Regions from separate parts of the Homo sapiens genome. Here all the other regions are linked to region 1. The links are chromatin loops, found by intact Hi-C in ENCODE. Cell type or tissue: endothelial cell of umbilical vein. All regions are shown on one strand.

Region 1 (4,000 bases):
GCGTACACAATCATGTCAAACTTATTAATCTCATGATATTTTAGTCGCTCTATTTTCATTCAGTGTTTATTCAATAATCATGAGGCCTTAGAATTTAAACTGCTCAGAACAAGTCCCCTTACCCACAATGTTGAGCTTCAGGTTAAGTCTAAAATTAAGCATATTTCCTTTGCTGATTGGGAAATGAAAATAAATATGAGAGAGGCAAGAGGGAGCAAAGATTAAGCCTGATCTTTGTGAAGGAAAAAAGTTAATTCACGAAGATTATGTTTTCTCTGAAAGACTCACCTTTCCCCTTTACTCTGGCCTATATGAGTCAAAATTTTGGATGCTATTCTTAAGAATTCAGGTCATTTCTCTCTCTCCTTCTACTCTTTGCTCAGAAAAGCTTCAGACAAAGCCACTAAATTTACAAACTAAAATTCAGGTTGTGGGTGTGTGTATTTTTGTGTTCTCTGACATAAGAACAGACCAAACATATAGCACTCTTCAAGGACATAGGATAGATGAACATATGTTAATATACAACAGATGTCATGAGAAGCATGAAATACATTTCATGACTCCATAGTAAATTTTGTAAGTCATTGCCACAAGAATTGGTACATAATGAAAATATAAACGTTTGAAAAAGATGAATTCTTACATAAAAATAGATTCTTAATAATTTATGAAAGGTGAATTATTTGGATATATTCTTTGCCCCTTCGAAGTATGTGACAAGTAGGGTTTAGTCTAAAACAGAAACCTCTTTAGCTATTCAATCAGGAAATTTAATTTAGGGTTTACAAAACATTGTAAGACAAGAAAATCAGGGAAACTGCCACAAGTATTCAGGAAATCAGGTAAGGCAGGAGTTGCAGGGGACCTTCATCACCTGTCTCAGTTGTCTGAAGCACCTAAGTAGGTGATTTTCAGGCAGACCCCCAAAAGTCACTGGCAAAACCTCAGATCTGCTATCTGCCAGTGACCCTGTACCTGCTCACTAACTCCAGAGCAATAACAGTGCCTTCTCTTCCACCTTCTCGTGCAAGTGTCTCTCGTTAGAAGACCCTAAATCAGAGCACTACTTACAAGGAGTCTAGAAAACATAGCCTTTATGTTTCTGGGCCTTGCTTCCAGGGAGAGTGAAGAAGGCCCCATGCTGAGACACCAACAGACAATCCTGCTCCAAGTTGAAACCAGTGGAAACAGCGTACTTTTCCTCTGTTTTCTGCAAATGGACTCAATCCATTTAGGCTGAGGCAGGCGAATTCTAGCATGACCCAGTATACCAAACTGTTCTTATGAAAGAACCAGCCACTCCCAGAACCACCAGTGGGTTTAACAACCTTTTTTTTTTTACGGCGTTTTCATTCTCTTAATAAGACAATCCCAGTCTTCTTTTCACTCACATTCACTGATTCCTTTAAAGAGTTAATTCTGCTGAAAGGTCTTGCTCTATGTGTACATTTCTTAACTGGCATCCCTACTAAGAATAGGGAGCAATGAGGAAAGGTTGTGGAAACAAGGGAAAATTAGTTTATGCAAATAAGGCAGAATGATATTTTACCAGGCTGACACTAAATTTATCTTAGTAAGATTGGTATTACAGTATAGTCTAGCAATTTTCCTCCTGCATCTCTGAAACCTTCCTAGCCTGTGACTCAGTTTCCTACATTAAGGGGCTGTTGCCGCTGTAGTTAGGGTAGTCAGAGGAAGGAAATGCTTGCTCACCTTTGCTGTGTTTGGAATAACCACTCCACATCAAAGAGGTGACTCATTCTGTCCACTTGCCAGCTCTGAGCTTGCTTTCTACCTCCCACTACCCTTTCCTGGCTGTGCTGTTCTTGGCTGGAGAGACTTTTCACCAGCAAGTCCAGGTTTGTGGAGCCTGGCACACTTACCTCCCTGAATGATGAGGCTTTCCAAGGTGGGTTGCTCTACAGGTTGGGACCTGAAGGTGACCACCAGTTTGCCCAACCTACCATTCAAGGTGTATGACTCAAAGTCAAGAAGCTGGGCTTTACTGCTCCTCAAACAGCGAAAGGGAAATGAAATCATTTTATTTCCCCCTTCGTGTTAACAGTAAATATGTAAGCTGAAGATGTTATAAGTTCCTATTTTCATTGGATTTAGAGAAACATGTTGCTGCCTGGAATCACAGAAGCCATCAGGTTCATTTCAGTGAACTCGACAGTGTTACTGTAGTGTGGGGCAGATGGTAAATGCTCAGAAAATATTTATTCGTGTTAGATATACCTCTGTCTGGATGAAAACCATCTTGTGGTAAATAACTTCACTGTAGACATTCTTAGAGAGGGAAAATCCACACTTCATTTAATAAAATCCACTACAAGATTCAATATAGAGGAGAATGTGGGCATGGAAAAATAAAGGACTTTGGAATTAATAGAGATAGGTTTGAGATTAGATGCTCTGGGCAACTCCCTTACGTTCTTATCAAATAATGCAGTGTGTGGTAAAGGAGTCTGGAGTCAGATTGATCTGTTCTAGAATCTCAGAGGCCCACTTAATAGCTACATGGCTATTGACGGTTGACTTCCTTAATCTTCAGCTTCCTCATGTAATACATAGAGTAATAATGAAATTTTCCTCATAAGCTTGTTGTAAGGATTAAATAAGACAGTGCAAATAAATGTTCTAAACAGAGACCCTAGGACACAATTAGTATCCAATAAATTTTAGATATATTCTAAACTTGTTACCTAACTTGGAAAAAGAAAAAAATAAAACATGCCATACTCTGCTGCAAAGGGATTTTACAGATTCTGTGAACATGAAGAAAATGCCTCCCGAGTGTGATTTGTAAGCATTATCTAACTTGCTCATTGTCATGAGCCCATTCCTTTTCTCCAGCATTTGAATGTGGGCTTGCTGCTATTATCTTTTGGCATAGTCCTTGAAAATTTGCACATCGGTTTAACAGACCAGCATTTAGAATGTATGCACATGCACCCTGGAACTTATGGAAAAGAAAAAGGATGCTTAGAGCTCTTGATTACTTCCATTAATGATGAGTTTGACAACCTGCATCTGCAAAATCCTCAGATACTTTACCATTGAACGTTCACATTGCCAGCATTCCCTCATGCTTGGATATTTAGGGGAACTGAAATCGACTCCTGGTGGTAGATTGGTGGTCTTCCTTTGACAGACCCTCTTCAGCTTCTTATGGTGTTTTATTTGCTATTTAATGTTCTAAATAAAGAAGATTTTAATTTAAATTATTGGCATGAATTTTATCATTTCATCATATATCTTTATATTGAGCAATACCAGTTTGAAATGCATATATAAGAGCATTTAGTTTGAATATACCCATGTATTTCATTCTTACCAGAACAGTGAAAACACTCTACTCATTCAGCTGTTGTATTTCATATCTTAATATACTACACTCACATTCTGCCATCACTCTCTCCTTTCAACTTACGAATAAATAAGGAAAGACTTTTTAAAAAGTGTGTGCTGCCCTATTTTTCCGTTTCCTTCTTTGTAATAGTCCCTGGACTGACACCTGTTGAAACCAGACCCTTCCAGGATGGTACTGGCAGTAGAATGACCTGACCATGTTAGAGCAAAGCTCCTCTTTCCCCACCTTTCCTTTAAAGCAGCCGGTTAACCTTCTTTGGCCTGCTCTGCTAAGTAATAATGCTTCTGGGGCATTTGGAGAAGAATTGGTGTGAATGGGTTTATATATTACCCAGATGGCCTCACTATTACTCATAGTCAATTGGGAAATTTCCAACCATTTCTACTTCTAATTACCTAAGGGATTTGAACAGACATCTGCTATTGAGCTCATTTGAAAAGAGCATGTCTGAGTATTAGGTTTCACTCAACAAACATTAAGTGAGAACCATTAGTAAGGGAGTGGGGTGAAATAGAAGAAAGTCCTTCTGGTTTCACGAAAATATCAATTTAGGTTCAGTCCCCAATTCTGCCACTACTGTGTGTATAACCCTGAGAATGTCAACCTCAGAGCATCTTACTGATC
Region 2 (4,000 bases), 420 kb before region 1:
TGCTTTCAAGAGTCAGTGTAGCTGTTGCAGTTTCAATCATCTTTCTTCAAATTGGTGAGTAGGTGGTTAAGGACCCAAGCTTCTAGTCAGAATACCTAAGGCTGAGTATTTTTTTGTTGACTCCTTCCAGGCTGTGAGACTTAACCTCTATAGACCCCTATTTCCTCCTAAAGAGAGTAATTATAAAACTTCTATCTTAGATGTACTGTGGAGATTAATTTATAGCTCCTAGCAAAGTCCCTGGTATTTAATATTCAGTGGTATTCAATATATGTTGCTCTTATTAGAGCACTATTATATTGCATCACAAGTGTCTATTTATTCTTCCATTTTCTCCTCTAAACTGTCAGTCATTTGAGAACAATAACAGTGGTTCTTCAATGCCTGGCACCTAGAATATGCAAAACACAATTTTTATTAAATAAGTAAATGAACAAAAAACAAACAAATGGTAAATGGATGAATAAATGAATGAGTGAATGAATGAATGAAAGAGTAGGTAAATATAATCTGGCTTCCCTTTAACTTCTTATACCCAGCATGTAGGAGAGGTACGGTGGTAGAGATTTCCAGTCCTGTGGGAAGTAGTCTTAGTGGCTGGCTGCATGCTTTTCTTCATGTCAGGTCCAATTTTTCTCTTTTCCTAGTGGTGCTACAGTACCACAAACATTATTTCTGAGTCTCCCTCATCCCCAAAACCATGTAGAGAGCATCCTCACTTGGGCAAGTGAAATGTTTTGATCCTGACAATCCAAACCAGATGGCAGGATTGTAAGAAAAGTCACTTCCATAATCTCACATGGCCTCTAGCTACAGGTTTCCTTTGCACTTCTAACCATTTTATAGCATGCCATCTAGGTGCCTGACCTTGCCAAGTAAAATCCAGTTAATCTTTACAATGTCATTCCTCTTTATGGCCTCCACGATATGGCAATGCCATATGGTGGCAATGCTATGGAAGGGACTCTGCTCTTACCTGTTAAGCAAGTTTGCATTGCACTAAGCAAATAATTTGCCTTCTGCCTCATGTATATTTCCCTAGTAATATCTGCTTAATGAAAAAATTGAGAGAAATTATTAAAGAGTAGCACAATATTGACTAATAAGAAAGATGAGAAGATTCTACATTTTATTTTTATTTCACAATAGAATTTACGTATATGTATATTTATAGATAAAATTCTGATAAGAAAAGCTCACAAGCTACAGATATGCTGGCTGAGTTGCAATAACCGTCACTGGAACGCAGTGCTATTCCAGTACATCAGTGTTATGTAAGGACATTTTTATTTCAATAGCCAGAAAACCCCAATGTGCCTGTTAGTGTTTGGTATGTCCCCTTGCCTCAGCATTTAAAAAGCCTAAAATATTTTTTAAAGGAGTACAATACAGGGGGTTGGCTGTCTACTCAAATAAATTGTTTTAAAAGCAAATGTGGAGTTTATCTTATTGCTGTTATTATTATAGGCTCTATGCTTTTTATAACTTTAATCTTATAAATTTAATTATTTCTACATTCTTTCTCAGGAGGAGTTGTTTGAAGTCTACAGAATGCTGAGGTTTAGAAAGATTTCTGAGGTGTGGCATCACATCTTCTGATTGGGCAGCATTCTCGAACGATGTGGGCCTTTGCTGCTGACTCACCAGAGGGCAGCAACTTCGAAGCTTGATGTCAGCATGCAGGAATGCCAGGCACTTCTCTCTGGCAACCCCCAGCTGTAGCCCAGAGTTAAGCAAAGCTTTTTGGGTTAGCCTCTGACCAACCTCCTGGCTGGACTTCTCAATGCCCCAATAGCCAAGCTCCAGAAAAGAAAATCCAGATCTTAGCAGGGCAACACTAAACTCTTCCAGCTATATATCAGTGGTGATAATGACATAATTGCCCAGTCATAGTTGGGATATGTGGGAAAGTGGGTATGGTTTTCTGGGCACCCCTCCCCTCTCTTCACGCACCACACACACACACACACACACACACACACACACACACACACACACACATCTGTTCTAGAATGAAAACCCCAGAATGCAGAAAGTAACCTGTGAATAGTCACTAGTAAGATTTCTAGTTTTCTGGATAGATTGTGTTTGTTTGTACTCCTGGTTATTTGACCTGCCTCAATTTTCCCACATTTCTGACTGGCCCAACTGAAGCCTCAGATGAGAGCAAGGACCATCTCTGAGGTCCATTCCACCTTAATAGTCTATAATCTCATGAATTTAGCTAACTGGGCACTTTCTGAGAGGACTGGCTTTCTAATGCTGATAAAGCAGGGCAGAGTTGCTGGCCACACCCTTGTTAGGCCCAGATCTATGAACACCTATTTTTGTATGCTATCTAGTTTCACATCTTTCCTGCTCTCTGCACCATGCCCTCACTTAGCAGAAAAGAAAATCTTAACTCTAAGGTAATTAGAATGTTCATATTTGCAAAATCTTTTAGATTGTTTTTGGGTTTTAGGTGAGTGTCTTATAAGAAACAGCCTAAAGGAGAGACTAAAGGAGCAGAGTAGAAGGCCATACGAAAACAGAGGCAGAAATTGGAGTGATACAGCCACAAGCCACAAAACACCTGAAGCCACCAGAAGGTGGAAGAGGCAAGGAACAGATTCTCCCCAAGAGCCTCTGCCGAGAGCATGGCCCTACCAGCAGAGGCTCTTGGACAGACTAAAATCAGAAGTCTTGATTTTAGACCTTCTGCCTCCAAACTGTAAATACATTTCTGTTGTTATAAAGCCATCAAGTTTGTGATAGTTATGGCAACCATAGAAAACTTACACAATCCCTTACACAGAATCATGTAGGTAATGTAATGAGCAAGCCATCTAGCAGAGAAATTCTGGTTTTAGTATCCTAGATAATTTTTCAGTACTAAAACTGATCGTTTCAAAGCCGGGGAAAAAAACAGAAAGTGAGAGTGGCCTATAGTAAAAACAAGAGCAAATGTGCAATTCAAAGGAATGCCTGTCATTCAGATGCATCTCAGTTACCATGAGCCCAATACGGCCAAATCTTCCCATTTTTATCAAATTTTTATCTTAAATTCCCTGCATTTTAAGTGTTGGTTTAAAAACCAAACAGGCAAACAGCACTCTGTGGGCACAACAAAATGTGTCTGAGAGCTGAGTTATGACCATAGGCAGTTGGTTGCAGTCTCTGGAGCTAACGGATCCTTCCAACAGTATTTAAGGTATGTGCCATAGACAGTTCATGACCGAACCAAGAACATGGCCATGTTGTCCTCCTTCAAAACCCAGTCTGCTAGCCCAAGCCACTTACATGCAAGCTCTGCCCATCCTTGGTATAGTCAGAGATAAATATTTTGTTGAAGCCTGAGATAGTGTATCAGCCTCTTGCTTCTAGGCCTCTCTTCTTAGTTTTTCTATGGTAGTTTGATTTGCACTCTTGTACATGTAGAATCTAGAAGCCATGTGTGTGTGTGTGTGTGTGTGTGTGTGTGTGTGTGTTGAAGAGGGTTAGGGTTGCAATGAAACGTGTGATTATTTTAGAAGGAAAAATAAAAGAAAACAAATTATTCACCAGAGAAAGCTGAAAATCAAAAACCATTTTTCTGTTCTTATTTTGCCACAAAGCTTTAATAGATATTTTACTAAAGGGAATGATATTTAGGTCAGGTAACAAGATATAAAACTGAGACATTACTTAAAATTGACATAACATCCATAATTTAATTTATTAAAAGTTGTTACTTCTGTGGCCATTTATCACATTTCTAGAGCTACCTATCTTTCAGTTTCAGACTGAGTATCTTATAAAAGCATTATAAAGTAAAACAATTCAACTAGATTGACTTTTTCAGTCTGCTTATGGTGGTTAAGAAGATTGTTATGAGCATTGAAAGTAATACACAGATTTATAACTCTTGGTTGAGTCTGCAGTGAGGAGGGAAAGTTGTAATTAATATTTATAATTGATACTTGTGTTATCATGGAAATACATACTCTGAAAATAAGAAGCGCAGTCTGTTGAAGGGTGTCTC
Region 3 (4,000 bases), 370 kb after region 1:
GGAGCTTAAACAACATCAGATTTTCCTTTCCTCTTCTGCAAAATTGAGACAATTTTAATAGTTGTCACATAGGAAACTGCAAAGATGAAATAAAATAAAGTTTGCAAATTACTGGCTGAGAATCTGAACATGGTAAATGATAGTTACCTTTAATTTCAATGTAATAAATAACATAATCCTGTATAGTCCACATTTAACCAAATCCAGACAAGAGAAGCTTTGATTGCAGCTCCCCTGACATTCCTGAGGTCTAACACGTTGATGTCCCTCAAATTGAAACTCTAGGAAAGGGGACTGTCTGTAAAACTGTGAAGGAGCAGAGCCCAGGTTCCCATTGTCAGAGTAGTGCCTTGCACAGAGGAAAAATTGTACAGCCCCCATGAAGCTTGTTCCAGGGAACCAGTGTCTCAGCAAGTTGCGATAGAAAATGGCTGCTCTGTGAATAGTATAAATAAATAAAATAATCCCTTTACTCAGATTCAGTTAGTTTCAAATCACCATTGATGATTATTTTTAGGCCCAAGTAAAACATATTTTGTAAACCATTTTCCTAGCCTTTACAACTCTCTAACTCAACCCTAAAAAAAAAAAGGTGATTTGAAACTAACTGAATATAGTATTATATAAAGTTACCTATAGATATATACAGAATATACACTTACATATTTATATATACATATTTAAATACAAATAAATAAGTAAATATTGTAATGTATTTAATAACATACAATATATGTTATATGCTATATTGTATATGTGTATATATAACATATCGTATATATGTTATTCTATATAAAGTATATATTGAAGTATATATATTAAAATATATAAATGTATACATATTTTTACACATTATATTTACATATGGATTTTTAAATGTACAAAAACATATATAAGATATATAAATATATATTCTTTTTTTTTTGACAAAAGTCTCACTCTTTTGTTCAGGCTGGACTGCAGTGCTGCTGTCATACCTCACTACATCCTCGAACTCCTGGGCCCAAGTGATCCTCCCACCTTGGCCTCCCAAATAGCTGAGACTATAGGTGTGCACTACCACACCTGGCTAATTTTTTATTTTTTGGTAGAGATGGTGTCTCCTTCTGTTGACCAGGCTGGTAAATCCTGGCCTCAAGCAATCTTCCTGCCTTGGCCTTCCAAAGTACTGGCATTATAGACCTGAGCCACCACGCCAGGCCTATATATTCTTTATGTATATTTAAATACATATGCTTAAATTATGTATACTTATATATTTAATAATATACAAATTTAATATATTTTAATATGTTAAGTATAATATAATAAGCATATATTAAATTATATGAGATTGTAAAAGTATATAATACTTAAAGCTGTATATACTTAAGTATACATAATTATATTTACACATATTAATTACAAAATACATAATCTAAAAATGTAATGTATATTAATATAAGTATATAAACTTATTTTATGTTACATAAAATTTAAGTATATACAAGCATATATATACATATATATATTTCTGGAGGGAGGGGGATTGGAAATGGGACTACCTTGATTTTCAGCCATGGAAAAATCACAATACTTTGCTGATTCTGATGGCTGCCACACTCTCCCTTCCCCCCTACTTACTGGAGGATCCCATTCTTTCATTTCTGTATGACATTAGTTTCCTCCCTCCCCAGCGTAGAAATCCCAGGGTGCTCTCCTCATTCACTCACCATTAACCTGCACTGCCATTCATACAGCTGCTTCCTGTTCCATTGTAATTTCTGGCTGTCAATTTTCCCATAAGAGTACAAAGCCATCAGCTGAAAGCAAAAGTTGAGTGAGAGTTCTAGGTGTTTCAGAAACATCCAAATCACTGGCCTGTTTTTTTTTTTTTTTTTTTTTTTACTTCCCTCCTGGTGAATAGTTTTGGAAAAGAAGGAATATCCCCATTACAATAATGTAACCATCCCTGTGGAAAAAGGAAATAGAATGCAAGATCCATTTTACTCTGGAGGCCGTTGAAATATTTACAGAGGATGAGAGCCACCTACTGGCAAAGACGTGCACCAAGTCTATGGAGGGCAGGCTTTTCTGTTCTGTAAAGAATATGTAACAAACCTGCACGTTGTGCACATGTACCCTAAAACTTAAAGTATGATAATAAGAAAATAAAAATAAAAAAATAAAAAATAAGAAAAAGAATTCTGTTCCCTTGAAGGAGATTTTCGTTCATTTGTAAAAGGCCATCTTTCTCGGAAAGAATTAACCCTAATATTGGAAGAAGCCCATTTTCTTAGCTTTTGTATCACAGAGAGAGAAAACACTCCCAGATTCAGGAAGCACATGTTCTTTGAACAATGGGCAGCTATGTGGAGAGAGAAAGGGTCAGAACGTGTCCCTTGCCTCCAGCCTCTTGACTTGTCCCTCCCTCTATGTTTTGTGCTAGACTGGGAATCAGTACAACCTGCCAATGTAGGTGTAGAACTACAAGGGAAATCAAGAAAAATCTCCTGGTTAAGGTACATTAGCTCTTTCTTAACAGTAAGTTGCTAATTTTACACATTCACTCCTTAGGTCATGTCCCAACTTTATAATTAAAACATTTTCTGTTATTTTCAATGATGAGTCAACTTGCATCCCTTGTGCTTTTTACTCAGTAGTAAAAGAGAGCAAAGACATTTGTAAAGGAATCAGAGGATACAATTCTTGCCAAATGATATCAAGAGAAGGTATCTATTTGTGTAGAATTTGGGAAGTATTAAAGTGATCTGCAAATAGTGTAATTGAAGAAGTTAATCAGGAGTGTGTGTGAGAATTACTTAGATAGTAGGAAGAGGCTTCAATTTAGGAGGAATTTCTTATTCTTTGCTCAGGTTACAGACCCAACCTTCAGATTGCACTTTTCAAATGGGAGAGGAGAGAAACTGGGAAATGGGAGAGGAGAGAAACTGGGAAATTCAGTTATATTTCACAATATGTCTCTTGTCTCTTTCTTTTACCACTGAATGTGGGGTACTCAGTTTAGGAGCAGGGGAAAATATTAAAAAGTTTAATATACCTGGTTCTCTCTCTTCCTTTCTCTGTTTGTATGATTGTTTAACGACTTTCAAATATTAAGTCTCCTTTAATTCTTGGTTATTTTCTATACTGCTTATTTCTTTAATGTGATTTTCCTTTTTGTTGCTTGTCATTTCAGTGGGCAAAAATTGTACGCATATTATCATCTTACCCTGAAAAATCTCTGTGGCTATACCCTGATCATATTCAGAAGTTAATTTTTTATATATTCTAAAGTATTGGAGAACTGAGGTGAAGTGGTGGCTGAGCTGGCAGCAAGGGGCATTGTCATAACCTGCCTCACACAGTTCCCTGCCTGTGCAGTGCCCCTGGAGAAGGACACATAAAACCTTGTTTCTGCCCTGAATCCCTTGGAGGAGATACAGGAAGTCGTGGCACAGTGCCACCTGGAGACAGCTAGGTTTTGTGAGATCAAGGATCCAAAATGAATATGGTCATGCCTGGACTCTCCCTGCCTGGCAAGTTCAGTACTGCAAAGGTTAAGTACTTGAAGTTAAATACTGCTAGGCACAAAAACATAGTCAATAGAGAGAATCTTTCCCACGTGATTATACCCAACGTGTTGGTAAAGAATGCAGAAGTTCATCTGTGCCCCTGTTCAGGTGCTTCTATGTTCTGATTCCTCTAGGAAGAGACTACACTAGGCTCAGGACTCTCATTTGTTGAAAAAAGCAGAGCCCACATTATGAAACATGAAGAAGAAAAGGCAAGCAGCAGCTTTAGAACTTGGAAGGAAGAGAGAGATACTTAACACATTGACTGGAAGAGCGGCAGGTCCTCAGGAGATGGAGCAATACAAATGGGAGCACTGAATCAACTACTTAAGATTATTCTGATCAGAGAGAAGATTAAAGTGGATGCTGAAACCACAGAGTGTTCCCATGGAGACATGGCCAACGTCAGTGTCCCCACCATGGATAACACTGATACCACAGCAGCC

Evidence for each region. A loop is a pair of places that touch in the nucleus more often than their neighbours do. Peaks named below come from ENCODE experiments on the same cell type or tissue, not always from the same donor. Only the 100,000 strongest peaks of a DNase experiment are listed, where the experiment ranks them.
Region 2: a loop joins it to region 1, with 4 times the contacts of the local background. A loop is called at or near these places in 1 of 110 quality-filtered maps.
Region 3: a loop joins it to region 1, with 4 times the contacts of the local background. A loop is called at or near these places in 1 of 110 quality-filtered maps.

Annotation. Positions count from the first base shown.
Region 1 is chr9:21,682,865-21,686,864 of GRCh38, reverse strand. No RefSeq gene overlaps it. Among named protein-coding and RNA genes, the nearest start is that of MTAP, 120 kb to the left of the region's middle. RefSeq lists an enhancer at 1,181-2,380. In endothelial cell of umbilical vein, no CTCF peak of the experiment used is centred here; DNase peaks (open chromatin) are centred at 1,754 and 3,714; H3K27ac peaks cover 3,839 bases.
Region 2 is chr9:22,101,133-22,105,132 of GRCh38, reverse strand. All of the region lies in intron 14 of CDKN2B-AS1 (CDKN2B and CDKN2A antisense cis and trans regulatory RNA 1), which reads right to left. Among named protein-coding and RNA genes, the nearest start is that of CDKN2B, 94 kb to the right of the region's middle. RefSeq lists enhancers at 1,524-2,023, 1,046-2,245, 2,024-2,525. In endothelial cell of umbilical vein, no CTCF peak of the experiment used is centred here; a DNase peak (open chromatin) is centred at 1,652; H3K27ac peaks cover 1,980 bases.
Region 3 is chr9:21,316,508-21,320,507 of GRCh38, reverse strand. All of the region lies in intron 2 of LOC107987053 (a long non-coding RNA gene), which reads right to left. Among named protein-coding and RNA genes, the nearest start is that of IFNA5, 13 kb to the right of the region's middle. In endothelial cell of umbilical vein, a CTCF peak has its summit at 2,051 (motif pointing left); DNase peaks (open chromatin) are centred at 1,747, 2,007 and 2,347; H3K27ac peaks cover 248 bases; H3K27me3 peaks cover 545 bases.